Regions from separate parts of the Homo sapiens genome. Here region 2 is linked to region 1. A link is a loop called in an ENCODE intact Hi-C map of the cell type or tissue named here. Cell type or tissue: endothelial cell of umbilical vein. All regions are shown on one strand. Each heading gives the region's core, and the rest is flanking DNA. Links, peaks and the distances in the headings are about the cores only.

Region 1 (5,896 bases), core at 229-5,228:
CTGTGCGACTGTATTAGTTTCCTGTGGCTGCTGTGACCAGTTGTCAGATAGTTGGTGGTTTAAAACATAACTTTATTCTCTCCCAGTTCTGGAGGCCAGAAGTCTGAAATCAAGGTGTCCACAGAGCTGCACTCCTTCTAAAGGCTTTAGGGAGAACCCATTCCTTGCCTCTTCCAGCTTCTGGTGTCTCCAGTCATACTTTGGCTTGTGGCTGCGTTACTCCAATCTTCACCTCTGTGGTCACCTTGCCACCTCCTCTCCTGTATGTCTTCTCTTTCGTTTATCTGTCCCCCAGACTCCCTCTGCCTCTCTCTCATAAGGATACATACACATGATTGCCTTTAGGGCCCACCTGGATAATGCAGAATGGGCTCATCCCCTTTTTAAATTTACTCATTCACATATTTTGCTATATAAGGTAATATTCACAGGTTTCAGGGGTTATGATCTGGACATATCTTTTGGGGGGCTGCCATTCAACCCATGTAGTGACCTTAAGAAGAGATTTTAACTTTTTTTTAGCTACAATCCCTCATCAGTAAGATAAGGTTAATAAACTTTTATTGTCAGGCAGTTAGGAGGAATAAAGTAAAATATATTTTCCATGTTAAGTATGTGTTGCAGGATCATGTAGGGTAAAAAGTCTTTCTCTGGATGCTATTGTAATAAATTCAGCCCCTGCAGCACCCCCACCATAGAGGTGTCTCATATGTGCTCGTTAAGAAAAGGCACCCATCCTGCTTCAGGTGCCTTTGGTGATACCCATTGTCTCTGCCTCATGCCGAACCACTGCCACCAGTGTCCAGTCCATGCCAAGGACTCCTGATGCTCCCAGATCAGCCAACAGTGTATTCCACATCTGGGCCTGGCTTTTGCTCTTATAAGATGGTTGGTTTGAGGAGGTGCCAGTATGCAGGCATGGTAGCTAATTCCCTGCCACCACTGTGGTGTGACTGATTTAGTCAAGCCCTCAAGGAGCTAAAATTTTATTGAATTATTTATAGTCCTCCATGTGCACAAACCACCCTGCACCCTTGTCAAAATGGAAAGACTCTCTCTCTCTAACCTTTTAATTTAAATACCTCTTAATGGATGAGTACCATATGTTAATATATGAGTCCATACAAAGTTAGGTCAGAACACAAATCAAAGTGACAGTCCCATGGATTGCTCCACCCCACTGATAAAAGGCACTGTCATGGACCAAGTGGGGGTTTGCCTGAATTTACTCTATTAAGAGACTCTTAAGTTTCTTCTGCAAATAATCAGGTAATTTCACAAGTTTGCCATATATGTATGAATCCCAGTGATAAATTAAAGTGAGCCTCAAGCTAGAATACTCTGTTTCTCTCCTGTTACACCTCCTGGCCCTCCCTGACTCCCCTCACCACTCACAGATACACAACAACTAAATGTGCCTTGCACAGCACCTAGAACATAGTAGGTACTCGATAAACACAAGATCGTCTTCTGTCTTGTACTCACAGTGCTTTGAACACAGCAGGTAGTCAGTAGATGCATTTTGACCAATGTGTATCTGGATTTGTAATGTGTAAGAAATATTGAAACATTCCTCATAAAATTTCAATCATTTCTATTTGGCCTCTAACTCTAACCTCTTTCACTATTAATTGGTTCTTAATAATAAGCCCCTAAATATAGATGTTTGTACAAGAAGAAGTGGGCAAATAGTTGTCCGCATCCCAGTTAAAATTCTTATTGCCTAGACTTAGCTTTGCAACATTGCTAGGTGGCTAAATTATTGCATAACTTATAAAGGGGAAAGGTTTCTGACTTTATGTTCTAAACGCAGTTGATATGGTTTGGATTTGTGTCCCCACCCAAATCTCAAGTCCAATTGTAATCCCCCGTGTTGGAGGAGGGGCCTGGTGGGAAGGGATTGGATTGTGGGGGCGGACTTTTTCCTTGCTGGTGTCATGATAGTGAGTTTTCATGAGATCTGGTTGTTTACAAGTGCATAGCACCTCCTCCTTCTCTCTCTTCCTCCTTCTCCTGCCATGTAAGATGTGCCTCCTTTCTCTTTGCCTTCTACCATGATTGTAAGCTTCCTAAGGCCTCCCCAGCCATGCTTCCTGTATAGACTGCAGACCTGAGTCAGTTAAACCTCTTTTCATTCTAAATTACCCAGTCTCATGTAGTTCTTTATAGCAATGCGAAAATGGACTAATTCACCAGTAAAGGGTCTTGCCAATTCTGCAATAATATTACCTATTGGTTTCCTCCAGGGAACTTGACATGCTTTTCTGATATCAAAATGTTCATATTTGTAACTTTTCATAGAAAAGATAAAGAAAATAATGTGTTTTTATTTTCTCCCAGCTTTATAGGTGGTATAATTGACAAATAAAAATTGTATGTATTCAAGGTATGCAAAATGATTTGATGTACATATATATTGTGAAATAATTACAATCAAGCAAATTAAGATGTTCATCACCTCACATAGTTACCATTTTTTTCTGTGTGTGGTAAGCACACTTCAGATGTACTGTATATGCAAATGACAAGGATGCAATACATTATTATTAACTGTAGTTTCCATGTTGTATATTGGATGTTCAGAACTTAGTTCATTTTATAACTGAAATTTTGTACCCTTTGACAAAAATCCCTCCATTACTCCCACCCTCTAGCCTGTAGCACCCACTTTTCTACTCTGTTTCCATAGGTTAGGCTTCTTTAGTTTCTACCTATAGGTGAGATCATGCAGTATTTGTCTTTCTGTGTTTGGCTTGTTTCACTTAGCATAATGTCCTCAAAGTTCATTCATGTTGACACAAATGGCTAATTTTCCTTTTGTTAAGGGCTGAGTAATATATTCCATTGTAAATATTTATCAAATTTTCTTTATCCAGTCATCTCCTGGTGAACACTTATGTTGTTTTCATATCTTGGCTATTGTGAATAATGCTACAAGAATGTGGGAGTGCACATATCTCTTTAATGTATCATTAATAATTTCATTTCCTTTGAATATATACCGAGAAGTGGAATTGCTAGACTGTATGGCAGTTCTGTTTTTAGGTGTGTGGTTTTTTTTTTTTTTGGAAATGGAGTCTTGCTCTGTCTTCCAGGCTCACCAGCTTAGAGGAGTGATCTCGGCTCACTGCAACCTCCACCTCCCAGGTTCAAGTGATTCTCCTGCCTCAGCCTCCCTAGTAGCTGGGATTATAGGAGTGTAGCACCACGCCTGGCTTTTTTTTTTTTTTTTGTAGCAGAAGTGAGGTTTCACCATGTTGGCCAGGCTGATCTCAAACTCCTGACCTCAAATGATCTACCGACCTTGGCCTGCCAAAGTGCTGGGATTACAGGCATGAGCTACTGCACCCAGCCTATTTTTAGTTTTTTTGAGGTACCTTGACACCTTTTTCATAATGGTTGTACCAATTTAAAATTCCACTAACAGTATATAAGGGTTCCCTTTTCTTCACAAGGATAATAATTTTTGTTCTTGTTTAGAAATGAGAACATGAAGACCTGGAAAACTGTGAGTTATCCATATCAATGTAAAAGGCTTGTGCCCTCCCTGCTACAAGGCTGAGATCATTTTAGAAGTGATATGCCAAGTTTCCAAGCATTTATTGTAATTTATGTTTCATAGACCAGTTATCATTCCCCACCCTGGAAATCACTGTGGATTGACACACTCCGGGTCTGGTTGGGGCCAAGGAAATTAAAGTAATTATGATGTAAACATGTCGGTATTAATGCTAATGCTTGCTAGAAGAGGCAATGTAGAGAAGGTAGATTGACATAAGGCCATATACCCTGTGTATTCTCATTTAATGTTTAAAGGCTGAATATGCAAGAATGTTGGCAAATTTCTGGAAACTAACTACTGGAAAATGTTAGCTAAATGGTAGATTGAGAAGTAGAGGAAGGGATGGAAAAAAAGCTGTTGAATTAGGGATAACTTTGCAAGCGCTGACTTAGGTGCTTGCGAAATGGAAGTGGAGCTGTTTCTCTCTTTTTTACACATCATGGCATTTTGCTAGGGATTAACTCATTGTCTCTTTTCTTTCCCTGCCAGGATGCTAAGAGATCATTGATATAGTTCTTTATCACTGTCGTAATTATTTCTGTAAGACCTACACCGGCAGCATCGGTGCCATTTAGTAAATGTGCCTGCTCCATTAGGAAGCAGAAAGAAGACCAGTTTGAACTCCTTCCCCTACTAGTAATGTGATCTGGAAAAATTGTCTTTAATTTTACGGCCTTAGTGTTTCCCCTCATCTGTAGCATAAAAATTATATTATAATAATATTATAATACCGACAGGATTGTTTTGAGACAGTTAATGTCACAGTGCTTGGTGAAGCATAGGCCAATACATATGTTATGTAAATAATGGTCTTATGCCACTGATTGTCACTTATTGCACTAGATTTGACTGCCTTCTTGTTGGAAATACAGTACAATCAAGAAAATTAGCAACTTCAACCTTGTTTCTAATTTAAATATATGTTACTGTGTGTTTGTGTGCGGGTGTGTGTGTGTGTATGTGTGTTCATACCTATGTTTCTTCATCATTGAAAATGCAGTTACAGCTGAAAGTGATTTCCATTATTGGCATTTTCTCATGATAGCAGAATTTATCCTGAATTAACAGCATTAGCAGAAATGGAGACTGTTTCAACCACTGCAATCGAAGAAGTGGTAAAATGGTGTGGAAACAAGTGTCTGAGCACTAGCTCTGCAGGGAAACAGGCAATGAGGAGCAAGAATTGTCCTACTCATGGTACTCAGTATAAGTGGGTGAAAGCTCGGCTCTGAGAAAGGACACAAGTCACCAAGGGCCATGGTCAGCCATGGTGGCTAACCTCAGAAGAGGCAGTTGTAGATATGAAGTGAGCTGTGTTACGTGGAGCGAGTTCACAGCAAAGGGGGAGTTATCAAGAGCAGCTGACCCAATACCTTCCGAAAGATCACCTGCTTATCAAAACCCTTTATTTTACATATTTTGCTGTTGACAGGCTGTGCAATTATTAAAGCGGCACTTTTCCTTACTTATCTTCTACAGAAAAGATCAATAAAGCACAGATTGAATTGTTAATATCCAATATCCAGGTTTGAATAGTACAGATAAAATTGCCCACAACTGTTAGACACTCAGGCTAAAGGGAGTAGCCCTTCCCCTGGGCTGCATTCGCTTACCCTCATCAACACACTAGGAAGCCATTCAGAATGATTTCCAAGACCAATTCCTCCTATTCCACCCTGTCTAGACTTTCTTGGAATGTTTTATGTAGAAAGTCCTGGATTTTCCTTTTCATTGGCCCCTGAACTCTTGAGGTCTCTGGGTACGGAAAGTCTGTCACTGCCAAATTTCCTGTCAGCATAATTTCTTACCTGTTTTAAGTAAATAACCCATCTTTTCTGAACTCAATGGCATAGTGAGTAGTGGGAGCTGTCTGCCCAGAGGAAGGAGTATTTTATCACTGACATGATTGAGAATTATCAGTGCAAGGTGATGATAAAAAGCAAATCAACTTTTAATTGAACTTTATTATGATTTTAAAACTCTTAACAGGCAGTGCACCCCCTTATTGCCCCAACCAGGGGCGGATTTCCTGCCTTGGAATGCCTGAGGACAGTTGCTTTAAGGTGTGTGTGTGTGTGTGTGTGTGTGTATGTGCACGCATGTGCGTGTGTGTGTGTGTGTGTGTGTTTAGTGGGGGGAGGACTTCAAAATTGTCTTCAGTTTTTTTCATTTTCCTTTTCTTTTTGAGAAATGTTAAGAAATCAGGACACTTCAACCTGTTCAGTTATATATGCAGTAAGTATTCCCAGAGTACTGTTAGATTAACAACTCCAGATATTAGAATTACAATAATAGGCAAGCCCTGTTTCATGCCCATCAGTAGCTCAGACATTT
Region 2 (5,896 bases), core at 566-5,565, 82 kb before region 1:
GGGGTGACTAAGGAGTCATTGGGAACATATGGGCTAACTCCTCTTGTGCATAGTTAGAAATGGTCTTTGTCCTACTTGGCCCCTCTCTGCTCTTCATTCAGTGAAGATATGTTGAATATTTAGTCTGAGTCAGAGTCTGTATTGGGTTTAGGGAGGGCACAGGTGGATAAGACCCTGTAAATGTTCTGAGGTTATTTTGCATTTTGCTTTTCTTCTTGGCAAGGAACCATTTGATGAAATAAATAAAGATACAAAGAGGTAAAGAATCACTATTTCTTGCTTTTTGTAAAGTGTCGCCATATTAACATGGCAAAAGAAATACAGTAATAGTATTATTATATATAAACTATCTATCTTGCAAATAAACAATTACATGATGAGTCAAGCCTTTTAAGAAGGGGATCACTACTGGGTGCGGTGGCTCACACCTGTAATCCCAGCACTTTGGGAGGCTGAGGCGGGCAGATCACGAGGTCAGGAGATCAAGACCATCCTGGCTAACATGGTGAAACCCTGTCTCTACTAAAAATACAAAAAAAATTAGCCAGGCATGGTGGCGGGGGCCTGTAGTCCCAGCTACTGCTGCTGAGGCAGCAGAATGACGTGAACTCAGGAGGTGGAGGTTGCAGTGAGCTGAGACTGCACCACTGCACTCCAGCCTGGGTGACAGAGCGAGACTCCGTCTCAAAAAGAAAAAAAAAGGGACCACAAAGCTGTGTTTATACAAAAAGAGATTTCTTTAAAAGTAAAAACCAAGTCCGCAAACATATATAGAACTGTATAAGATCACACAAATGCTGCTCAATATAGGTAGAATATAGACATGGCTAAGACAAGGTTTCTGTCCTCACAGAATGTGAAGCCTACTAGTTGAAACAAGAGAAAAGCATGGGATCAGAGGGACAACCCTCTGCTTGTACTTAACTCTTGCTTGTTAGTCCTGTAGTACCATTTGGTGAAGACAAGTGACGGAGTCTTGTTCTGTTGCCCAGGCTGAAGTGCAGTGGCATGATCTTGGCTCACTGTAACCTCCGGCTCCCGGGCTCAAGCGACTCTCCTGTCTCAGCCTCCTGAGTAGCTGAGATTACAGGTGTTTGCCACCACACCAGGCTAATTTTTGTATTTTAATAGAGACAGGTTTCACCATGTTGGCCAGGCTGGTCTCAAACCCCTAATCTCAGGTAATCCGCCCCCCTTGGCCTCCCAAAGTGCTGGGATTACAGGCATGAGCCACCACCTGGTCCTAATTTTTGTCCCTCAAAATGATCCAGGGAACTTCCCTTTGTGCCTGTCCTGATGAGGACAATATCTCAGCCATCTGGCACTTACAGCTTTGATGCAACTAAGTGGTTCTAAGCTGATCCTCTATTTCCAAGGACATAGTAGATTGTGATTCCCTATGGTCGAGGAGGTATGATCCTGGTTTCTTCATGCCTCAGCTCGTCTGGGAAGAGTTGTGGGCAAAGGTTTCTAGCAGAGCTTCTGATTCATCTTGATAATTCATTAACTCAGATGGCACATATGGAAAGTACAGGAGGATGTGAGACGATAGTGCCTCCCATGACGAGGGAAGATGGGCACAAGCACTATGATTGGTCTCTAACTCCTATGCCCTGGCTCATAGTTGATTTTGAAACCGGCCAGTGCTGGCCTTCCTCAAGGGGTCATACTCTTTCACTTTGAGATCAGGCTTCTGGTATTTCCACATGTGGCACTGCCAGGGGCCTGGTACAACACAGTAGTAGTAGTAGTAATAATAATTTATTGATTGTTTTCTATGGGTCAGGCAATGAGCTATATGCTTTACCAGTTTTAACTCATAAGGCATAAGGACCCTGAGTTAAATATTAAAATCACCCCATTTTGTAAGATAATAAAAATTGAAGCTTTGAGGTTAGCTAATGCCCAGATTGAAGCTAGAGAGGTCAGCTAGTGGCCCAGATTGACATATCAAGGAATAAGACTGGCACTCAGACTCTGCTATGTCTGATTCCAGATGCAGGTCTCTAGCATGCTGAGAAATTTTAGCACACATTCAATTTCTCATAACAATTGTTCATTGTTCTCAAAAGCATCTCTGTATATCTCATGACCCAAATTCAAGCTCCTGCTTCCACAAAGCACATGCACATATATACAGATTCACACACATAGAGTGTTTTTCCACGATCTCATTTACAATGGGCTCCGTTATTGCTTATACCCAGTTTAATTTTTGGCTGGGCCTTTAAATACTTTTTAAATGTTAAGAATTCCAGGGACCTTCACAAAGACCAAAGTAGCAGGGTTTAAGTTTTCCCACAAATCAGAATAGGCAACTGCCAGCTTTCACACGAGGTCCTCCCAACCCAGTGACAACAGTTGTATTAAAGGAATAGAAAAGCCCAAACATTGTATGCATGTTTAGTAGTGCATAAGAGCTACTTTAAAACAGATTTGGAAAAAAAGGGCAAATTCAAAATATTTGCTGCATTTCTAGCGCCTATTCACTAGGCAGTCTCATGTTGTTTTGAGCTCAGAAGCTTGGTTCTTTCCCCACTTCACCTTTCTCTTTTCCCTGAAACATCTTTATCTGCTTCCCACTCTTCCATCTGTCAGAAGTTCCTGTTTGCCTTTGAAAGGATTTCTCGGCAAGCTGACCTCTGTGGATTTCATCAGCCCTGCATGCTTGCACATGCTGTGACTCATTTTCACTAATCTGTGCAATGAGCAGTGAGCAGGGGCCAGCAGAGGCCCTGCAGCCTGCAAAGGACTAATCAGCTACCAACTGTGGCATATGAGGATGTCTGAGTGGAGAGCTCCAAACGCCTACACGCCTCATGCCCAGAAGCTCCTCCTTCTGTGTCCCCCACCCTTATTTTTTGCTCTTGAATAAGAGGCATGAAAGCAAACATCTCTAGCCCGGAGTAAGGCTCACACTGCCAAAACCATATAGAGGAGTGTGTAGTTATTTTCCCATTTATCTATTTCAGAATTAACATTTGATTACTAAAGTTTTTTTTTTTTTTTTTTTTTTTTTTTTTTTGTAAGAAAAAGAAATATGTTTCCTCTAGTCCTGGCAGATCATTTGTTGTTTTTTCTCACTCCTCCTGCTTCTCTCAAGTGTATTTGCAAAATGAACGAAGGCTGATTTCTAGCAGAGGATATTTCATGGCTTAGTTTCTCATGAAGATGATAAATCAGACTAGGTGACTGAATAATTACATTCATGGAGCTGGACTGTAATTTTTTTTTTTTTTTTTTTTACCATAGAACTCATAAGGCAGCGTTCTGACTCATTATATACAACAGTTTTCATAACTCATGCAAATATTGCATCCAACTTTTGGATAGAGGGGTAGTTTTAGGAATTTTCATCAATACTTAATAACACAATTTACACTACAAACAGAACATTGTAATAAAGAATTCAAGAGCAGATAAGTGCCATTAAGTCAAGTAAGGGGCTTCATAGACCTGGTTTCCATTTACAATACCTTGTCTCAAGACACATGAATATACATGTTGGTATAGTCATAGTAGACATTATGCTCTTTCATTGTACTGTGAAGGCAACATGGTCTTTGCTCTGGGAACTGAGAGTACCGAATTCCATTTTAATTTCCATAACCAAATTGCTATGTGAATTTGTAAAAATTCATTTCTTTTTGTTTTAACAGAGAAAAGCACCACCTGGCCTCTGCTTTCCCTGAGATTATTTTTCATAGCCTGCTTTGACTTTGACAGAGAAATGTATCTGTGTGTTCATACGCATCTGAACTCAAAGCGTACAGGTCCAGAGGTTCTTCCTTGCTTTTTATATCTGCTTACTCCCCCAAGAAAAAGACTCATGTACATTAGAACTACAGCAATAAAGAATTTTTTTTAAAAAAAACAAGAATTATCAAGAATTATATAATAAATTTGGAACTGGGAAATGATAACTGTAACTGAATCCCAAGTCAAGGACATCTGCTCCAACCAGGCATAAAATTTAGCCTTCTGCTTCCAAGGAGTTAAGATAAGAAATAGGATGAGCTACCTAGCACTTATTATGTTAGCAAGGAATTTTGACAGGGGTTGAATAATAATTTGAGCACAGGATTTAGTCTAAAAGCCTAAATTCAAAATAAGTTTTAACACTAACTAGTTGTGCAGCATTGGGCAAGTCATTTAATTTCTCTGGGCTTTAATTTTCTTCTCTGTAAAATAGATTTGATAATGCATACCTCACAGAGTGTTTACAAGAATTAAATATATGTGTAACATATGTAAAACCATAGGACAATGCCTGGGATAGTGTGATATAATATATCAATAAGTTTTGATGCCATTAGGTTCAAGGGGCTCAACATCTGGTAGAAGAGATAAAATATCTACACAGATAACCATAATTTAAGGTAAAATGACTTATATATCCTCAAAGTGGTGAAGATAAGAGGTAACAGGAAAAGCTTCCAACTGGGGGTAGGGACTTGGGGGAATCAATTATTGCACCATGGGGAAGGTCTGAAGGGTGGAATTAAAAGAAAGCTAAGCAGAAGGAGACATCATAAGCTACATTTGCCCAGGGTCTTCACGAAGCAGACACCAATATGACATTAAATGTATGAGCATTCAGTTAGTGGAATGCCTGTGAGCAAAAATGTGGAGTTAGAGGCGGGTGCTGGGAGAAATGTCAGACCTTAATCCAAGACTGGCTTCAGGGAAGGAGAGGGGAAAAGTCCTAGATAGGCGTGCAGTCTAATGAAAGTTCCGCAAGGCCATCGGGGAGTCCTGGAGCCAAGGTTGGCTGTTAGCAGAATCCATATCTCCTAGGCATGGACCTGTCTTAGTATTTTTACCTGCTCAGGCATTGGCTGGCAGTTACCTATGGGAAGTGTGACCTCTGGGAACACCTGGTGCCAGGTTTCAGAGGGCAATAGCTGGAGGCCTTGGTCATTTCCCCTTTCACTAGTAGAAGTTCTGCCAGGCACGTTCTTATAGCCATTTAATAAGCACAGGGGCTAGAATGGGTTGTTTTAGCCAGAATTAAACATCCTACAGGCCAGTTGGGCTTAGACACAGAGCCAAGAACATTTATCTGTGTTTTGTTTATTTGCAAATGCAATAGGGGTAAGGGATGGCAATGAAGGATGCAGTGGCAACGACGCTGCCCCTGCAAACACTGTCATTGTGGGTGTTGGCCCACACTGAGGCAGCCCATCCTTGTGCTTCACTGCACGGGCCCTGCTGCGTGTGGCTCCATCATGCTCCCAGTGGCTTCCCCTTATCAGAATAACTCAAAGTCAGCTTATAGATGTGACCACATCCCCAGAGGTAAGTTGCCTTCTAGGACACCAAAAATCCTTTGTGAAGAGTAACCCAGAAAGGGCAGTGGGCAGTAAATTCCAAAGCATATCCCTATCTGATAATTATATGTGCTCATCTCTAGCACTCAGTCAAGGAAATTTAAGGGAAGCCTTGTTATTCCATTTTACTGATATTAAGGTTGAGGTGCATTAAAGTTGTAATTTTCCCAAGGTCATGCTTATACTCTGCTAGTGAAACAAATGGAAAGAAAACAGAACATGAACTTGGAGGAACTCAGATTCAACCCTGGATTTGCCCATTACTAGTTTTGTGACCTTGTATTAGTACCATAAACTTTTTGAGTCCCAACATGTTCAAGTTTAAAATATGAACAATAATACCAACTTCATGAAATTGTTGTCAGGTTTAAATGAATAATGTTGAAAGTGCCTAGTTCCACACCTAGTCTAAAGGAGAAATTCAGTAAATGCTCATTTATTTCTTCTAATTATATGACTAACTGATTAGTTCAGGTAACAGTTACATCAGGACAGGCAAAGGTAAGAAGAAAAATCAGAAATAATTTTAGATAAAGTTGGGATCTCATTATTCCAGGAATATGAGA

What was found. Peaks named below come from ENCODE experiments on the same cell type or tissue, not always from the same donor. Only the 100,000 strongest peaks of a DNase experiment are listed, where the experiment ranks them.
Region 2: it touches region 1 in a loop (4-fold over the local background); 5 of 110 quality-filtered maps call a loop at or near these places.

The regions. Positions count from the first base shown.
Region 1 is chr15:47,463,675-47,469,570 of GRCh38, forward strand. It overlaps a transcript of SEMA6D not described here. Among named protein-coding and RNA genes, the nearest start is that of SEMA6D, 250 kb to the right of the region's middle. In endothelial cell of umbilical vein, for the core only: no CTCF peak of the experiment used is centred there; a DNase peak (open chromatin) is centred at 2,867; H3K27ac peaks cover 2,364 bases.
Region 2 is chr15:47,381,821-47,387,716 of GRCh38, forward strand. It overlaps a transcript of SEMA6D not described here. Among named protein-coding and RNA genes, the nearest start is that of SEMA6D, 330 kb to the right of the region's middle. In endothelial cell of umbilical vein, for the core only: no CTCF peak of the experiment used is centred there; a DNase peak (open chromatin) is centred at 2,691; H3K27ac peaks cover 1,629 bases.